2 separate regions of the Homo sapiens genome follow, and region 2 is linked to region 1. The links are chromatin loops, found by intact Hi-C in ENCODE. Cell type or tissue: ascending aorta. All regions are shown on one strand. Each heading gives the region's core, and the rest is flanking DNA. Links, peaks and the distances in the headings are about the cores only.

Region 1 (10,052 bases), core at 1,956-6,955:
ATTATTTTGTTGTTGTTATATCCTTGTTTATTTTTAGTATCAGGATAATGTTACCATCACAGAAAGAGTCTGATAGTGCTTTTTTTCTCTTAAAATTTGTGGAATAGTTAGTGTAGTATTAGTATTAGTTCTTACTTAAATGGTTGGTAGAATTCAACTGTGAAAAATATTAGAATGTGGAGTTTTATTTGGTGTGAGACTTTTTTGAACTGCTCCAATCTTCTTCTTTACTATTAGTGTTGTCAGGATTTTTATTTCTTCTTGTTTGAATGTAGGTATGTTCTATCTGTCCAGAAATTAGTTCATTTTCTCCAGGTTTTACAATATGTTGGCGTATAGTTGTTCAGAATAGTTTTCAATAATCCTTTATAGTTTGGTGGTATCAGTTGTAATGACTCTTTGTGTCTCTGATTTTATTTTTTTAGTCTTCTCTTTTTCTTATTTTAAACTGAGAAATGTTTTCAATTAATTGAAAAACTAAGCCTTCACATATAACATATATGTGTGTGTGTGTGTGTGTATGTTAATTAAACACATATTTTATGACAACCATTAGTTTTAAGAACCAAATTGTCCTGTGTCCATAATCTTGGGAGTGTGGCAAGGAAGACAGGGTAATGAGCCCTCATCCTCAGATTTCTTGAAGAAGCCTGAGAAAAGAAAAGCAAATTTTGCCACATAATTTTCGGTTTTGAAAACTGTTTATTAGAAATATTTTGAAGGCAATGTTAAGTTGAATATACAGATCATAAAATGAACTCTCAATATTGTGCAAACTGAATAAATGAAATTTTTATCAAAAGCACTGCCTTGTAGTTATCACTACACCTTGTTTAACCACACTGATAAGCACTCTTGGAATATCACTGTTTAACTCTAACTTTGTGTAAATGAACAAACTTCAAAATCTTCTTACTGTGAATGTCAGTGATAGTGTTTAGAAACCATTATTTTCTATTTGCTTTGCACCTAAAAAATGCCTGCAACCAATAATAATAGAGTAGTGTACTAGTTGATAGATCTTATAGCAATATCACTTTGAACAACAAATATGTTTCTAATTGGCCTTACTTATTGCTTTAAATTCAAACTTTCCTTTTAGATTCAAGGAACACATGTTCAGGTTTGTCGTATGGGTATATTGCATAATACTGAGTCATGGGGTAGAATTGAACTCATCACCCAGGTAATGAGCATAGTACCATATAGGTAGTTTTTCAACCCTTGCCCCCTCTGTTGTTCCTCGATTTGGAAGTCCCCAGTTTCTATTGTTTCCATATTTACGTCCATGTTAACCAACTCTTTAAGACCTACTTGTAAGTGAGAACATGTAAGATTTGCTTTTCTGTTTCTGTGATAATTCTGTTAGGATAATGGACTCTAACTGCATTCATATTGCTGCAAAGGATATAATTTTATTCTTTTTTATGGATGCCTAGTATTGCATGCTGTAAATGTGCCAACCCTAAATACTCTGACAAAAGGCTCCTAGATTTAGGAGATGACTTCAGTGTAGTTTCCAGGATAAATAAAATCAATACACAGAAATCAGGAACATTTCTATACATGAATAACACTCAAGCTGAGAGCCAAACAAGAATGCAATGACAGTTACAAAAGCCACACACACACACACACACACACACACACAAAAAAAAAAAAAAAAAAACAGAAATAAAGACAGATAACCAAGGAGGTGAAAGATTTCTATGGGAAGAACTATAAAACTGTGGGTAGCACAAACAAATGGAAAAACATTTTATGCTCATGGACTAAAAGAATCAATATTGTTAAAATGTTTATACTATCAAAGCAACCTACAGATTGAATGTTATTCTTATCAAACTAGCAATGCCATGTTTCACAAAAATAGAAAAAATATATTATTATAAAATGCAAGTGGAACCAAAAATAAAAAGAGTGTGAATAGCAAAAGCAACCCTAAGCTGAAAGAACAGAGCCAGAGGCATCACATTAACCAACTCTAAACTATACCATAAAGAGATAGTAACCAAAACAGCATGGTACTGATACAAAATCAGACACATAGACCAATGGAACACAATACAGAACCTAGAAATAAAGCTGCATACTTATAATCAACTGATATTTAACAAAGCTGACAAAAATAAGCAATGAGGAAAGAGAACTCCTTATTCAATAAATGATGTGAGGATAACTGAAAAAACATACCCAGAAGAATGAAACTGGACTTCTACCTATCATCATATACAAAAATTAACTCACCATGAATTAAATAGTTAAATGTAAGATCTAAACCTATAACAATCCTAAAAGAAAATTTAAAACACACCCTTCTCTGTGTCTGCCTTGGCAAGGAATTTATGACTAAGTCCTAAAAGGCAAAATACAACAATAACAAAAAGTGACAAGTAGTAACTAAAACTGAAGAGCTTCTGCACAGCAAAATAAATTATCAACAGATTAAACAGACAACCTACAGAATAGGAGAAAATATTGTCAATCTATGTATTTAACAAAGGTCTTATATTCAGAATCTATAAGAAACTTAAACAAATCAACAAGATAAGAAAAACAAATAACTCCGTTAAGAAGTGGGCAAAAGACTTGAAAACATACTTCTATTTGTTCAACTATCTAAGAGTTCATCAATCTTGTTTGTCTTTTCAACACACAAAATTCAATGTTTGTATGTTTTGTAGCCTTTTAAATCTCAATTTTAGTTATTTCTACACTGATTTTTATTATATTGTTTCTTCTACTAATTTGGGAATTGGTTTGTTGTTACTTCCTTATTTTCTTTAGGTGCATTTTTAGGTTGTTCATTAAAGTCTTTCTACTTCTTGTTTTTATTTTCATTTGTTTCAATTTTTTTGTTCTCTCTAATTGCTTCATTGATCTATTGGTTTTTCAGGAGCACAGGGTTCAATGTTGAATTATTTTTATAGTCTCCAAAGTTTCTCATATTTTTTATTTGTATTTTTCCATTTGTATATTTGATTTTGTTCCACTGCAGCTAGAAAATATACAGTTATAATTTATTCTCTTCACTTTCAGTCTATATGTTTCTTTATAAGGAAAGTGAGTTTCCTGTAGAAATTATAGAGTTATAGACTTGTTTTTGTTTGTTTCATCTATTCAGTCACCCTATGACTTTTGATTTCAAATTTTAGTTTATTTACACTCAAGGTTATTACTCATAGGCAAGAACTTGCTACTGCCATTTGTCACTTCTTTATTGTTGCTCTGTAAGTACTCTCTTCCTTTCTTTCTTATTGACTTCCTTGATGGTTACTTTCCCCAGTAGTATGTTTTAAGTCGGTGCTTTTTTCTTTACATGTTATAAGTTATTGCTTGTAGTTAAATGGGGGACTTAACAAAAACATCTTAGAGTTAAATTAAGTTGTTTTAAACTGATGACAAATTAACCTTGATCACAATAAAAAACTTTAAATTTTATGTACTTTATTCCCATTTTCCTCAACAGTTTGACTTTTTGTTTTCTTAATTTACATCTTTTTATAGTATCTGTCTCGAAATACTGTAGCTATTATTATATTTTCTAGTTTTTTCTTTTAGTTTTAATACTAGAGATATGACTAGTTTACAAACCACAATTACAGTATCGAGCTATTCTGGATTTTTCTTATACTTACTTTTATTAGTGAGTTTTATACCTTCAGATGTTTCTTTGTTGCTCATTATCATTATTTGAGATTAAGGATGTTACTTCTGAATTATTTAAGATAGATCAGGTGGTGACAAATTTCTTTAGCTTTTACTTGGCTGGGAAAATCTTTACTTCTTTTTCATGTTTAAAGAATAGCTTCACTGAACACAGTATTTTTGATTGGCAATTACTTTTCTTTCAGCATTTTGCATATGTCCCTTCCACTTTCTCATGGCTTGTTTGGTTTCTGCTAACAAGACTGTTGCCATATGAATTGGACCTCCTTTCTGTGTTATGTGCTTTTTTACTCTTTCTGTTTTTAGGATTCTCTCTTTGTCCTTGGCCTTTGAGACTTTGATTATGATATGCCTTGGGGTAGTCTTTTTTTTTTTTTTCCAGAGTCTCACTCTGTCGCCCAAGCTGGAGTGCAGTGGTGCCATCTCAGCTTACTGCAACCTCCGCCCCCTGGGTTCAAGCGATTCTCCTGCCTCAGCCTCCCAAGTAGCTAGGATTACAGGTGAGTGCCACCACACACGGCCAATTTTTTTTGTGTTTTTAGTAGAGAAGGGTTTTCACCATGTTAGTCGGGATGGTCTCAATCTCCTGACCTCATGATCTGCTTGTCTCGGCCCCCCAAAGTTCTGGGATTATGGGCATGAGCCACCATGCCCAGCTGGGGTAGTGTTATTTAGCTTCAATATATTTGGTAATATTTGACCTTGTTGTAACTAGACATTGATATATTTCTGTATGTTCAAAATGCTTTATATTTTATTTGAATAAGGTTTGTACAACTTGCTCTTTCTTAAGTACATCTTGAAGGCAAATAAGTCTTAGATTTGCTCTTTTGATGTTATTTTGTAGATGTCTTAAACATTATTTCTCTTCACTCTTCATTTTTCTTTTTCTGCTCTTTCTTTTGCTTGATCAATTCTCCTGTTGGTACCCTCTACTGCATTTTTTTTTTAGTTCACTTATTTTATTTGGTAGCTCCAGGCTTTCTTTTTAATTTTTTATTATTTCTACCCTTTTTAAAGTTTCTCTGGTATTTTTATTAGTTGCTTTTCTGTTTTCCTTTGATTTTTCTGCGTTTTCTCAAAACTGCTATTTTGAATTATTGATCTGAGAGCACACGCGTTGCTGTCTCATTATGGTCGGCCACTCCCTCCTTCTTTTGTCCATTTGTAGAGGTCATAGTTTTCCATTTGCTCTTGTTATGGATATGTGTCTGTTTTCACATTGAAGGGTTTAGTTGTTTATTCTAATGTTTGCTATCTGTGTTACTTATTCTGTCTAGAAGTTTTGTGCAGAATGACTGAGTTCCTTTATTGTGATACTGCTCCCTCTTTTTAAGCACTAGATGTCACTCTAAGCCCTGGTTTGCTGTGGCATTCACAAACTTTTCAAGAGCTGCCTATTCCAGATGTAGAGGTCCTAATGGGGATATCCTTGCTGTGTGGAAAGGCTGGCTAGATGTTTGTGCCTAGAGGACCTATGAAGCATGCTTCTTACAGTGTGGTGCTGCTGAATAGCTTCTCTAATAAGGAGTCTCCTCTGACTGTGATAAAAAGCAGCCACCACATTTCACAAGCTTGGTGTGGGCAGCCCTACCTTCACACATGCCTCAGGATTTTCACCCTACATGCACTTACTCTGCTTCCTATGGATTTAGGCAAGAACAATTTTCCTACAAAGAAACCAAAGTTGGTGGGGAAGCTGGCTGTCTGCCCTGATCCCAGTTTTTTGCTGTAGAATCATGAGTCTGGGGGGATATTTCCACATGGCATGTGGGGAAGCTTGATGGGAGAGGTGTTGCAATTATAGAAGTTCATTTCTCTGATTGCGTGCTTGTGGTTTTTTACTCCTCTTTGGTTCCCGGGATTGTGACAGCCTTGATTTTGAGTTCTGGGATATTCCTAGTGATAATCTTGGCACTGGATAATTGTTTTTGGTATTATATAAAAGATTAAAGACAAATTGTTTCTACTTCACCATATTGTTGAAGCTTTGTTTATTTCCTTTGTAGATTTTATGATTTTCTATTTCTTTGTAACCATTGTTTTCTTTTGATGGTATTTGTGCATTTGCAAAGACAAACTCTTTTTCCAGTTCGCACAGGTTTTCTTTGGCAAGGGTAAACCTTCACTATTTAGTCTATCCTATAATTCTGGGTAGGGTAGCTTGTATTAACCTTGGGCTGGAGGAGCTTGCTTTCAGATTCTCTAGATGCCTGGGATTCTACCTTTACTCGAAATTTGAGGGGAGCAGTTGGCTAAGTTCTGCCAGATGTCAAGGTTACTGGTTTAGCTCTGTAATCAAGCTGACCTGATACTGGAAACTACAATTGCCTCTGACTCATATGGGCCATAGGGTGTATTCCCTGGTCAGAAAGTATCATTGTTTAAATTTAGCAGTTTGAGACAGTTGAAGAAGGATCCCAGAGTAAAGTGGAGTAAAACGAATAAAACCCACTTCCATGTTCAGCAAGAATGCATATTTAAGATTTGCTTTACCTAATTCATGCGGGGCTTAAAGCCTAGATGATGGGTTGATAGACTCAGCAAACCATGATGGCACATGCATACCTATGTAACAAGCCTGCACGTTCAGCACATGTATCCCAGAACTTAAAGTAAAATAAAATTTAAAAAATAAAAAATTTGCCTTTCTTCCTGGGTGGGGTCTGAAGGTGGGCTTTGGGGCCCCGTGGAGTGCTGATTTAGCTTCTGTTTGTGGCAGAATTAGTGGCAGATATTTAGCAAAATTCACCCAGATGATTATCTCTCTTGGCAGGGCCTAGGAATGGCAATTTATATACTGGGCTTGGAAGAATCTGTGCCTGTCTTCTTGCAAAAATTAGCTGTGTGTGTTGTCTCCCTGTATATGTGGGGTATGGTGTGGGCTTTGAGGCAGCAAGGAGTGTTGTTTAAGCTTCTGGATATGACATAACTAGTGCCCACTTTTTCTCAACATTTAATGTTGGTTTTTTTTTTCTCCTGGTGTGGAGTCCTAGGGTAGGGTCAGAGGCTTGGCCTGCAGGCTGGCCTTTAGTTGTTAGGCTATTAATTACTGCCTCAATTTCAGAACTTATTTTTGGTCCATTCCGGGATTCATCTTCTTCCTGGTTTAGTCTTCAGAGGGTGTGTGTGTCCAGGAATTTATCCATTTCTGTTAGATTTTCTAGTTTATTTGCATAGAGGTGTTTAAAGTATTCTTTGATGGTAGTTTGTATTTCTATGGGATCAGTGGTGATATCCCCATTAACATTTTCTATTGTGTCTATTTGATTCTTTTATTTTTTCTTCTTTATTAGTCTGGCCAGTGATCTACGTATTTTGTTGATCTTTTCAAAAAACCAGCCCCTGGATTCATTTATTTTTTTGAAGAGTTTTCATGTCTCTATCCCCTTCAGTTCTGCTCTGATCTTACTTATTTCTTGTCTTCTGCTAGCTTTTGAATTTGTTTGCTCTTGCTTCTCTAGGTCTTTTAATTGTGATGTTAGGGTGTCAATTTTAGATCTTTCCTGCTTTCTCTTGTGGGCATTTTGTGCTATAAATTTCCCTCTAAAAGCCACTTTACCTGTGTCCCAGCAATTTTGGTACATTGTATCTTTGTTCTCATTGGTTTCAAAAAACTTATTTATTTCTGCCTTAATTTCGTTATTTACCCAGTAGTCATTCAGGAGCAGGTTGTTCAGTTTCCACGTAGTTGTGCAGTTTTGAGTGAGTTTCTTAATTCTGAGTCCTAATTTGATTGCACTGTGGTCTGAGAACCCGTTTATTATGATTTCCATTATTTTGCATTTGCTGAGGAGTGCTTTACTTCCAATTATGTGGTCAATTTAAGGATAAGTGCAACGTGTTTCTGAGAAGAATGTATATTCTGTTGATTTTGGGTGGAGTGTTCTGTAGATGTCTTTTAGGTCCTCTTGGTCCAGAGCTGAGTTCAATTCCTGAATATCCTTGTTAATTTTCTGGCTCATTGATCTGTCTAATATTGACAATGGGGTGTTACAGTCGCTCACTGTTATTGTGTAGGAGTCTAAGTCTCATTGTAAGTCTCTAAGGACTTCCTCTGTGAATGCGGGTACTCTTGTATTGGGTACATATATATTTAAGATAGTTACTCTTGTTGCATTGATCTCTTTACCATTATGTAATGCCCTTCTGTGTCTTTTATGATCTTTGTTGGTTAAAAGTCTATTTTACCAGAGACTAGAATTGCAACCCCTGCTTATTTTTCTTTCCATTTGCTTTTATAAATATTCCTCCATCCCTTTATTTTGAGCCTATGTGTGTCTTTTCCCATGCGATAGGTCTCCTGAACACAGCATACTGATGGGTCTTGACTCTATCATCTAATTTGCCAGGCTGTTAATTTTAATTGGTGGCGTTTAACCCATTTATATTTAAGGTTAATATTGTTATGTGTGAATTTGATCCTGTCATTATGATGCTAGCTGCTTATTACCCACCTTCTGAAGCCCACTTCCATCAATTTATCAAACTCATTCTCCATCCAGTTGAGCTCCTTTGCTGGCAAGGAGTTGTGACCCTTTGGAGGAGAAGAGGTGTTCTGGTTTTTGGAATTTTCAGCCTTTTTGCACTGGTTTTTCCTCATCTTCATGGATTTATCTACCTTTGGTCTTTAATGTTGGTTACCTTCATGTGGGGTTTCTATGTGGACGTCCTTTTGTTGATGTTGATGCTATTCCTTTCTGAATGTTAGTTCTCCTTCTAACCATCAGGCCTGTCTGCTGCAAGTCTGCTGGAGTTTGCTTGAAGTCCACTCCAGACCCAGACCCTGTTTGCCTAGGTATCACTGGTGGAGGCTGCAGAACAGCAAAGATTGCTGCCTGTTCCTTCCTCTGTAAACTTCATCCCAGAGGGTCACCTGTCAGATGCCAGCCAGAGCGTTCCTGTATAAGTTGTCTGTCTACCCCTGATAGGAAATGTCTCCCAGTCAAGAGACATGGGGGTGTAGGACCCACTTGAGGGGGCAGTGTGTCCCTTAGCAGAGCTCGAGCACTGTGCTGGGAGATCTGTTGCTCTCTTCAGAGCCAACAGGTAGGAACGCTTAAGTCTGCCAAAGCTGTGCCCACAGCCTCTCCTTCCCCCAGGTTCTATGTCCCAGAGATGGGAATATTATCTATAAGTCCCTGACTAAGGCCGCCTTTCTTTCAGTGATGCCTTGCCCAGAGAGGAGAAATCTAGACACGCAGTCTGGCTACAGTGGCTTTGCCAAGCAGCAGTGGGCTCTGCCTAGTTCAAACTTCCTGGTGCCTTTGTTTACACTGTGAAGGAGAAACCGCCTACTCAAGCCTCTGTAATGGTGGATGCCCTTCCCCCCACCAAGCTCAAGTGTCCCAGGTGGACTTCAGACTGCTGTGCTGGAAGTGAGAATTTTGAGCCAGTGGATCTTAGCGTGCTGGGTTCCATGGGGGTGGGATTTGCTGAGCTAGATGACTTGGCCCCCTGACTTCAGCCCCCTTTTTAGGGGAGTGAACAGTTCTGTCTCACTGGCATTCCAGGCACCACTGGGGTATGCAAAATAATCCTGCAGCTAGCTCAGTGCCTGCCCTAATGGCTACCCACTTTTGTGCTTGAAACTCAGGGCTCTGGTAGTATAGGCACCAGAGGGAATCTCCTGGTCTGTGGGTTGTGAAGACCATGGGAAAAGCATACACCATTCCTCATGGCATAGTTCCTCATAGCTTCCTTGGCTAGGGAAGGGAGTTCACCAACTCTTGCACTTCCTGGGTGAGGGGGTGCCCCACCCTGCTTTGGCTTGCCCTCCATGGGCGGAATCCACTGTCTACCCAGTCTCAACAAGATTAGCCAGATACCTCAGTTGGAAATCCAGAAATCACCCACCTTCTGCATTGATCTCACTGGGAGTTGCAGATGGGAGCTTTTCTTATTCAGCCATCTTGACAGCCACCATGGTTGTTGTTGTTGTTGTTGTTTTTGTTTTTCTAATTCATTGTGTCATTCTCTGCCATTTGTTGGTGTATTTAGATTATTTATGGTTAATTATTAATATGTTAGAGCTTAAGTCCAACATTGTATTAATTGTATTTGCTTTTTATGTTTTTCATTATTCAATTTAAGTTTCTTACTAGATTTTTAACACTTTTTAAGATTCTGTCTTTATTCGCTTGTAGTTTTTAGAGGTATCTCTTTGTATATTTTCTTAGTTATTGCTTTGATTATTACTATGTATTTGTGAAATTACAGTCCACCAGTGTTGATATATTATATACTGAGTACCATCTTGAGTATCAGATATTATTATATTTTCATCCAATTACCAATGTGATATACAAATCTCATGCAAAATTAGAATAGTCTACTGTATGCCATATTTTTTTCTGTTATTATGCTTTCTGTTTATCGTCATT
Region 2 (10,052 bases), core at 2,378-7,377, 260 kb after region 1:
AACCTCCACGTTGTGCCCTAGAACTTAAAGTGTAATAAAAAAAAAGTTTTCCTATAATTTTTCAATTGGAATTTATCCAGATATTTAATACCAAATAATAACCTTAGATCCTAAATTATGTCAAGTTTGTTTACAAGCATTTATTCAATTACATTTACCTGATTAATTTAATAGTTTACCTAGATTATTTTAAAAAACTGTGATAAACAATATTTAAAGTTATTTTCCTGTTTACCATTTTTATAGCTCTGAATTTCAGGTATTTACTTATGTAATAAAACTTATGGTTAAATTTAAGGATATTTATACCAATAACTCAGGGTTTAGCTGTTTTCATTTAAGCCAACAATATTTCATAAGCATATACAAGCAATGATCATTCTGTCTTGGGCTGAGTTTTATAGTTTATAACCTTTATGGCAAATCTTATAGTACTCTGTGGGAATAAACATAAAACTACAATAAAGCAAACAAAAAATGCTAACATTGATGATATTATTTTACCAATAATTTTAAAGCTGGCTTATTTAAAGATTTTACTTAAGTCACGTGAACTTGAAAAAGCATTTGACTAGTCATTTAAGTATTTGATTTAAGCGCTTTTATATATTTTAAGCCCATTAATCAGAGCTCTTTATTTTTTTAGTAGTGAAAATACTGTATACACAACATATACATATATAGACGTGTTAGGCATGCTGATAGAAATACATCTTATAGATTCATAAAGACCTTTTTTTCCATGTTTCTATCTTAACTTAGTCAGTTGTCATTTAAATAGCCTCAGATTTGCATATTACAGGCAACTCAGGTGAAAATCAGATGATAGCAAAATTTACATTGTAAGGTAAGAAGAAAAAGTCTGGTGTGCTAGAGAGAAATTTTAAATGGATTCAGTTGCCAATTGAACATAAAAGTAAATAAGCCTATTATAAAGGCCTTCAAATATATACACACACATATACATACACACATTCACACACACAAAGTTCCCATTGCTATTGCTTCAGTACTTTAGTTATGAAATAAATATAATTTTGCCAGCTTGCAAAAAAAAGAAAAAAAGCAAAACAAACAAACAAACAAAAAACACTATTAGGTCGGGCACGGTGGCTCACGCCTGTAATCCCAACACATTGGGAGGCCAAGGCGGGCGGATCATCTGAGGTTTGGAGTTCGAGACTATCCTGACCAACACGGAGAAACTCCGTCTCTACTAAAAATACAAAACTTAGCTGGGTGTGGTGGCACATGCCTGTAATCCCAGCTACTCAGGGGACGGAGACTGGAGAATCTCTTGAACCCGGGAGGCGGGGGTTGCGGTGAGCCGAGATCACGTCATTGCACTCCAGCCTGGGCAACAAGAGCGAAACTCCATCTCAAAAAAAAAAAAAGAAAAAGAAAAAGAAAGTCACTGTTAGATCCAAACAGTGGTTTTTATCTCTGCAGAAAAGTAACAATAGACTTCAGGCAGAAAAGAAAATAGAACCTAGGAACTCTATAGCATGCAGGTCGACCTCAGGCCTATTTTTCCTCAATGTCAATGTGCACAAAGACCATATTACTTCCATTTTATGTAAACTCTGGCAAGCAGAGGTGCCATAAAACCTATGGATTGCCAAAAAGAGGGGTCATTCTCCTTGTTTTCTCCTCATTTAACCCCCCACCCTTTTTTTTTTTCTGAAAAGGAGGAACTGAGCTGTAGCCTAGGGTGTTTTTGTGATGGTTCAATGCGTGCTGCCTGTGGGCAGGACTCCACAGTGTGTTACCACTGACTTTCCACCCTCTTATGTGTCTCAGTTTCTCTCTCCAGAGGTCTATGACCTCTGAGAGGGCTCAAAACATCAGGTGTTCTGAAATATTTTCAAATAAATATTTGAAGAGATTTATTCTAAGCCAAATATGAGTGACCCTGGCCTGTGACACAGCCCTCAGGAGGTCCTAAGAACAGGAGCCCTAGGTGGGAGGGGTACAGTTTGGTTTTATATATTTTAGGGAGGCCTGAGACATCAATCAAATACATTTAAGAAATACATTGGTTTTGTTCAGAAAGGCGGGACAACTCACACATGTCCCGAAAGCAGAGTACCCAATACATAAAACTATAATTGAAGGAATTGAAGGAAGAAGTAGAGAATTCAACAATAATAGGGACTAAAGCAATCTAGTAATTGAACGATACAGAAATTCAGCCAAGACAGAGAAACTTTAAACAACATTTCTAACTAACTTTACCTAACAGACATCTATAAAACATTCCACACAACAACAGCAAAATATACATTTGTTTCTTTGCAACAGGGAATATTCTGCAAGACAAACCATATTCTAGTCCATGGAACAAGTATTATAAATTTTAAAGGTTTGAAATCATAAAAGATATGTTCTTCCACCACAGTAAAGTTAGAAAACAAAAATATATCTTTAATCATAAAATAATTAAAAATTAAAAAATACATTTATAAATTATTGGTGAAAGAAAAAATATGCACAATATTATAAAAGTATTTTTATCTGAACAAATATAAATACACAATATATTGTGGAGTCCTAATTTGGAAAAAGGAGTCAGGCTGGCAGGACCAGCGGAAAGCAAAGATATGAGGCAAATAAACTATGCCTTTTGCCTTTCTTCATGGTTCAGGACATATAAACAAAAAGAGGAAGCTGATAAATTATAGTTTTATGGCCCAGGACATATAGCCCTCCTGAACCAATAAGATACATAACTCACAAACTTCCTGCTTACCATCAAATTCCTCAATTTATCAAATATCCCAGCTGACAGAAGAATGCAAGTTCCCAAGTTCCATTCTATAGAATCCTGAGCAAGCCTTTTTGCTCCTGGCTGTCAGCTTCTCTTCTACTGATACTGTCTGTTGCCTTTTCACAATGTATTTTCATACTTTCTCTAATAAATCTGCCTTTTTTCTACCTACAACTGTCTTGGTAAATTCTTTCAGTCCTGCACCACCAGCCCAGATAGTCATTGCTCACCGGCAACATTCTGGTGGCCCATAAGGGGACTCTCTCTTCATGGGGAACTCTCTCCCCTCTCTTTTTTCGAACTTTGGACAGTGTCTAAGCACAGAGGCAATTGCACTGTAGCTGGAGCTACTCTCTAGTAGGACTGGAAGGTGTCTTTGCGAAAGCGTCTGACCACCATCGCCCGTTAGGGTGAGGGACCTGAGTCTACTTATTCTTTTCAGTCTTTTGTCTGCCAGCTTCTATTAGCTCTCTGGCAATTAAAAGTAACAGGCAGGGCCAGTCTATGGTGCCGCCTGAAGGCCAAAGAGTGAACAGGACTGGCTGCCCTGCCCAGAAAAAAGAAAGGCTCTTTCTTATTTTTTCTGATCAAAAGCCCCTGATGCCAAAATGTGAAGCAATTGACAGCAGAAGCTTGTTCAGGGTGAATTCGCACATGTTTTAGGTGACTCAGACCCTCTGTCACTCTAAATTCTCCTGTGGAGACAGCCAATCATCCTTTTCTGGATGTGCTAAATCAGGTGATCTCAGACAGCCTCAGAACAGTGAGTCTTCCCTTAACTACCCACTCTCCTGGGTCAACACCAGACAGAGATCTTCCTTTACCCTTTTTCTTCAAACCTGAGCTGATCACCCAGCATAAATGAGTACCTCAACTGGCCATCCAGCATGAGGCCTCCGATCAGCCAAGAGGACTTTTCTAATGACTGAGACACTCCTTTAGAAAGTGCACCCAGAGTCCCTCAGTGGACATAAATGGAACCTTCTTTTCATTTCGGCGAGATGTCTTGACAGAAAGTGTCGTTCATGCCCCAAGTGGAACTGCCCCAAAGTGGCATGTTTTTTCATTCCACAAACCCCATCTATTCCTGTAGACTCACCTCTAGACTGTATTTTGAAGAATCGGGACAAATTTGACCCTCAACCCCTCAAAAAGAAACACCTAATCTTTCTTTGCAACATAGCATGGCCTCCTTACCACCTCCCACAGAAATTGAAGTGGACCCAGAATGGGAGCCTAGACTCCAGTATTCTTTTAAATCTTGATCTCTTTTGCCATAACTCTTCCAAATGGTCTGAGGTGCCCTATGTTCAAGTTTATGTTTCTATAAAAAAAAAAAACCTAGACTTTAGAGACAATTGTAGAATGAGACTGGCAAAATTCTTAAGTCCCTTAGATTCCTCAGACATTTTGGATGACCCTTCTTTTACACTCTCATGTTCCAGACCTCTCCCACTTTGGTCTCTCCATTCATTTTCCCTGACTACACATCTTTCCCTTCAATACCTCCTTCCTCAGCTACACCTTCTGTCTCTCCCTCTTTACCTCCTCCATACCCAGAACCACTTCTCCTCCACATACCAGATCAGGAGTCACCTCTGATTCTCTCCCATCATCAGATAAAGGTTTGCAGCTCTGAGAAGTGGCCAAATGGGGGTGTAGGAATCATCAGGGCCCATGTCTCATTCCCTATGTCTGATTTGTCTGAAATAGAGGCAAATCTTGGCTCTTTTAGTTAGTACCCCTCCCATTTTATGAAGAAATTCAAGGGGCTTGCAGTTTCCTTTGATCTCAATTGGCAAAACATTTAGGTTATTTTTACCACCTGTTGCACTCATAAGGAAAAGACCCACATTTGGTCTCTAGCCCACTGATGGGCAGAAGAATTCCATGCCTGGAACATTTGGAACCCTGAACCAGGAAGAACAGTTGTTTATGATAGTGATCCTAGATGGGGCTGTCAAGAAGGAGACCCTGATAGAGTCCACCACAATTATATGATCACTTGCCTGATTGAGGGGATGAAAAAGGCTGTCATTAAACCTGCAAATTATGCTACATTAAGAGAAGTTACACAGGGGCCAAATGAAAACCCAGCCCTATTCCACTCTAGGGTAGCTGAAGCTATGAGAAAATGCACTAATATGGATCTCTAGAGCCAAGAGGGCCTCACTATTGTGGCTGTGTATTTTATTAGGCCTCTCCAGACGTTAGGCATAAGCTTGAAAAACTAGTTCAAAGGCCACAGACCCCTTTCCTTACTTTGCTATAAATGGCCTTTACATTCTTTAATAACTGGGAGGAAGCCTCAAGAACTGACAGGATAGGAAGGAAAGAGAAAGAGACAGGCAGCAAGCTCATTATATGGCTGCTGCCTTTGCTACCTGCCTGCCCAAACCAGGGACCACAGACCAAGCATCAGGATGTCACCCACTGACCAATAAAAGGCCCATTCTCTGTTATAGCTATAACCAGCCTTGGCATATTAACAGAAACTGCCAAAACCCTCCACGAGTGTCACCTGATTTTCTACTGCCACCACCTGGCCTTTGCCAATACTGCAAGCAACTGGGACACTGGAAACTGGAATGCTCCTCGCTCCCTCATGATAGGTAGTCATCCTCAAACAAGTCCCAATTATGGGCCAACTTGGGAGGAAAGCAAAGGCAAATGCCCTTAACTTTGTTCCTCAATTATGAAAAAGCTGAGGAGACCTTAAAAGAGAAGAAAAAGCCCCAAGAGGGGCCATTTCCTCACTGTCCCAGAGGCCATCCAGGCTCCTGTATTTTCCATCACTACTGCTGAATCTCAGGTAATCTTGTGTGTAGCAGAATATAAAATTGAGTTTTTTTATTGACACAGGATCTAGTTACACTGCCCTAATTAAATTCTCTGGACCTAACTTTTGGTCCTCAATCCTCACAAGCAAGGAGGGCCAACTGAAACAGAGCTATTTTACCCCATCTTTGGTATGCATTGGTATGCAACTAGGGAAAAAAATATTTTCACTCACTTATTTCTGGTCTTGCCCACTTGTTCCATCCCTTTGCTTGGGAGGCATATAATGGCAAAACTTCAAACTAGCTTTCAGTTTTCCAACCAGGCCTGTTCAATACTGGCATTATTACCTTTTAATACTGACTCCAATACATACAGCCTTTCATTGTACAACAAGTTCCCCCTGAAGTATGAAACTCATCCACTCCAGGATGTTCTTTGCGTGCAGACCCCAAAAAGGTCATCCTTAAGGTCTTCACCTCTTTCCCTAGGAAATCTCCATAGCCTCTAAATCTTGAAACCCAATTAGGCTTACAGCCCTTAATTTCACTCTTGTAATTCACCATGTAACACACCCACCTTAGCTGTCAAAAGCCAGAAGGCACCTATAGAATGATACAAGACCCAAGAGCCATCAATGATCCAGTAGTTCCTACACACCCCATTGTTTCGAACCCTTACATCCTGTTAGGACAAATTCCTTCTGGCAGTTTTGGTTCACAGTATTAGACTTAAAGGATGCTTTCTTTTGCATTCCAGTACATTCAGATTCACAATTTTTATTTGCCTTTGAATGGCGAGATCCTTCCACTCATACCTCCCAACAATTAACCTGGACAGGCCTCCCCTGAGGATTTAGAGATAGCTCACAACCATTTGGACAGGCTCTTGCCAAAGATCTGTTCACCATTCAGCTATCCCTTAATAGCACCCTGCTCCAATATGTTGACCACCTGCTTATCTGCAGTCCAACTGAAGGTATTAAATACTATTAATCTTAGAATATCTAAATGCTATTAAAACTCTTTAGAGGTTATCTTCCTGTGGTTATGAGGTTTCTCCTTCTAAAACTCAAATTTCCTCTCTGGAAGTGCAATTTCTGAGACTCACACTAACCCCAGGGTTTAAAAGTCTCTCTGATCACTGTGAAAGCCTCATCTTAAACATGGGCACACTAGCAACTAAACAACAGTTGCACTCCTTCTTGGGAATGCCAAGTTTCTGTCATATTTGGACTCCCCAATTTGGACTCATAGCAAAACCCTCTTTATGAGACACTATGGGGACCAGAGGAAGACCCCTTTACTGGAACTCTGAAATGAACAAAACCCTAAAACCCATTAAACAAGTTTTACAACTGCCCCACCTTTGACCTTACCATACCTTAGAAAAACTTTCTATTTATTTGTACCTGAAAGAAGGGGTATCGCCCTTGGAGACTTAATCCAGCCATTGGGGCCCTCCAAATGACCAGTAGCTTACTTATCAAAGAACCTCAATTTGGTGACACAGGGCTGGCCTCCATTCCCCCGGCACTAGCCTCTGTGGCCCGATTGATTGAGGAGGCCTCCAAGCTGAGGCCAAGGAATAACAGTGTATACCCCACACCAAATGGTGGATACTTTAAACTCAAAGGGCTCTCACTGAGTCTCAAATCAAATAAGAAGATATCAAACCCTCTTTCTACAAACACCACAATTAAACATTAAGCAGTGTGAAGTTCTTAATCATGCCATCCTGTTACCAGATCCAAATGTGGAAGGATCACTTAAACACTCTTGCTTAGAAACTCTTGATTTAAGGCTGGTCGCAGTGGCTCACACCTGTAATCCCAGCACTTAGGAAGGCCTAGGCAGGTGGATTACCTGAGGTCAAGAGTTGGAGGCCAGCGTGGCCAACATGGTGAAACCCCATCTCTACTAAAAATATAAAAATTAGCTTGGCATGGTGACACATCTGTAGTCCCAGCTACTTGGGAGGCTGAGGCATTAGAATAGCTTGAATCCAGGAAGCAGAGGTTGCGGTGAGCTGAAATTGCACCACTGCACTCCAGCTTGGGCGACAGAGCAAGACCCTGTCTCAGAAAAAAAAAAAAAAAAAAGAAAGAAAGAAAGAAAATATTGAATTAATTTGTAGCTCCTGATTTGACCTCCAAGATATTCCCCTTACCAATTGGGAGGCCACTTGGTTCATAGACAGCAATAGTTTCATGTTAGAAGGTACCCAGTTACCACGGTATGCTATTGTTAGCCTTACTGAAGTTACAGAATTTGGGCCCCTACCCTGTGACACCACCTCAGCCCAGAAGGCAGAACTTATTGCCCTTACCTGAGCCTTGCAATTAGGAGCATGCATGAAACTTAATACTTACACAGACTGACCTACGTCTTTCATGTAGTACATACCCATGCAGCCATTTGGCAAGAAAAGGGACTCTTAACAGCCCAAAATATTCCAGTTAGACATGCTCCTGAAATCATGGCCCCGTTAGAGGTAATTTTGCTTCCTGCACAGGTAGCTATCATTCACTGCAAAGCCCATCAGAGAAGCAATGATAAAATCTCTATTGTGAACAATCAGGCTGATAAACAAGCAAGAGTGACTACTAAGCTACCTCTTTAGGCAGTTTTAGTTGCTAACCTAACTCAACTGTCTCCACTGTATATGCAGGAATAAACCCAAAGGGCTCTAGAGAAAGGCTTCTCCCATACTTCGGAGGGCTGGCTAAAAAGCCCTAATGGCAAACTTTTGCTCCAAGGAGCCTCACAATGAAAATTTTTAAACAGTTTACACCAATCAACTCATTTAGGGGCTAAAGCCCTCCAAGACTTAATATGGTCACTGTTTATCGGTAAAGGAATAGCATAAACTTTAAGATCCATCTCACAGCCTTGCCCCACCTGCTGCCAAACCAGTCCTGAAGGGGCCCACAAACTTCCCCCTCTCCTCCAACTCATTCAAAGATTAGGGATCCTACCAGGAGAAGTCTGGCAGCTAGATTTTACACACATGCCTCCATGCAAGGGACTTAAATATTTGATAATCTTTGTAGATACCTTCGCCAGGTGGATAGAAGCCTTTCGCATCAAAACTGAACAGGCATGGCATCAGAAGTCACCACGGCCCTTTTGAACCACATTCTTCCCCATTGTTGGCTCCCTCACTCACTGCAGTCAGACAATAGCGCTGCTTTCATTTCTCAAATAACCCAAGAAGTTGCTAAGACCCTTCAAATCAAATACTAGTTTCAAGCAGCCTGACATCCACAATCCTCTGGAAAGGTAAAAGAGCCAATCAAAGCATAAAAAGGCATCTTACAAAACTGATAAACCCAACAGTCATGGCCAGCTCTGCTCCCTATTGCCCTCTTAAGGTCCCTTATACCCCCAAAATCAGAAACCCATCTCAGCCCATTTGAAGTTCTTTATGGAAGACCCTTCTTACAAACAGACCTCTTGTTAGAGCCAGAAAATCATTATCCCACACAATATGTTATAATTCTTGGACAGACCATTAAAGCCATTGGCCATTACCAAAATCTCCACAGCCCCAAACCCGATCCCTCCTTTTCAGGAAAGATACACTCTAAATTCACACCTGGAGACTGGGTATGTCTTTAAACTCTCCTGCAGGTCAAAAGGCTGTTAGAACCTGTCTGAACTGGGTGATATCAAGTTATTCTTACTATCCCAACATCTGTAAAGCTCCAAGGTCCCCATGGATCCACCACTCCAGGGGTCAAAGCTGCTCAGGCACCAAATGAAGAGCCCTCCACTACACACAGCTGTGAGCCAATCAGAGCCCTCCATCTGTTTAGACAAAACTCAGAGGCTAAGTTGGACTCAGGTTATATTAACCCTAATTCTCAACTCCACCTTAAAGGAGTTTCTTTCTTTCTCTTTTTTACTTGAGACGGAGAGTCTTGCTCTTGTCGCCCAGGCTGGAGTGCAATGGCACGATCTCAGTTCACTGCAACCTCTGCCTCCCTGGTTCAAGTGATTCTCCTGCCTCAGCCTCCTGAGTAGCTGGGATTACAGGTGCACGCCACCATGCCCAGCTAATGTTTGTATTTTTAGTAGAGACGAGGTTTCACCATGTTGGCCAGGCTGGTCTTGAACTCCTGACCTCAGATGACCCGCCCGCCTCAGCCTCCCAAAGTGCTAGGATTACAGGCATGAACCACCGTGGAAGACCAGGAGTTTCTTTTCCTTACTCCCTTTATTTTCCTTAAAATCAATGAACCTAATTTTTCCTGGCTTCTTAATTGAATCTGTGGGCTGCATCATGGTCATCGTTTTCATTGTTCTGCGCGTTATCTGTCTTCTTCCGTCTGGATGGAATAGCATTCTCCTTTGCCATTAAACTTCATTTTTAAGAATAAGTATTCTAATAACCCCACCATCATACCCTTGCCTGGCCACTGCAGCAACCTCGAGTTTTTGACCTTCCCTTAAGGTTGATGGAAATTAGCCCAATGTCTCTTTTAAATCTTATTGTTAGAGATTAC

What was found. Hi-C counts contacts between places; a loop is a spot of excess contacts. Peaks named below come from ENCODE experiments on the same cell type or tissue, not always from the same donor. Only the 100,000 strongest peaks of a DNase experiment are listed, where the experiment ranks them.
Region 2: it touches region 1 in a loop (7-fold over the local background); 1 of 110 quality-filtered maps calls a loop at or near these places.

The regions. Positions count from the first base shown.
Region 1 is chrX:63,007,759-63,017,810 of GRCh38, forward strand. No RefSeq gene overlaps it. Among named protein-coding and RNA genes, the nearest start is that of SPIN4-AS1, 270 kb to the right of the region's middle. In ascending aorta, for the core only: a CTCF peak has its summit at 4,995 (motif pointing right); no DNase peak of the experiment used is centred there.
Region 2 is chrX:63,270,028-63,280,079 of GRCh38, forward strand. LOC105377212 (a long non-coding RNA gene) reads right to left here and starts at 7,619. Exons shown (of 5, transcript XR_001755867.2): 1 at 7,411-7,619. In ascending aorta, for the core only: a CTCF peak has its summit at 5,314 (motif pointing left); a DNase peak (open chromatin) is centred at 5,314.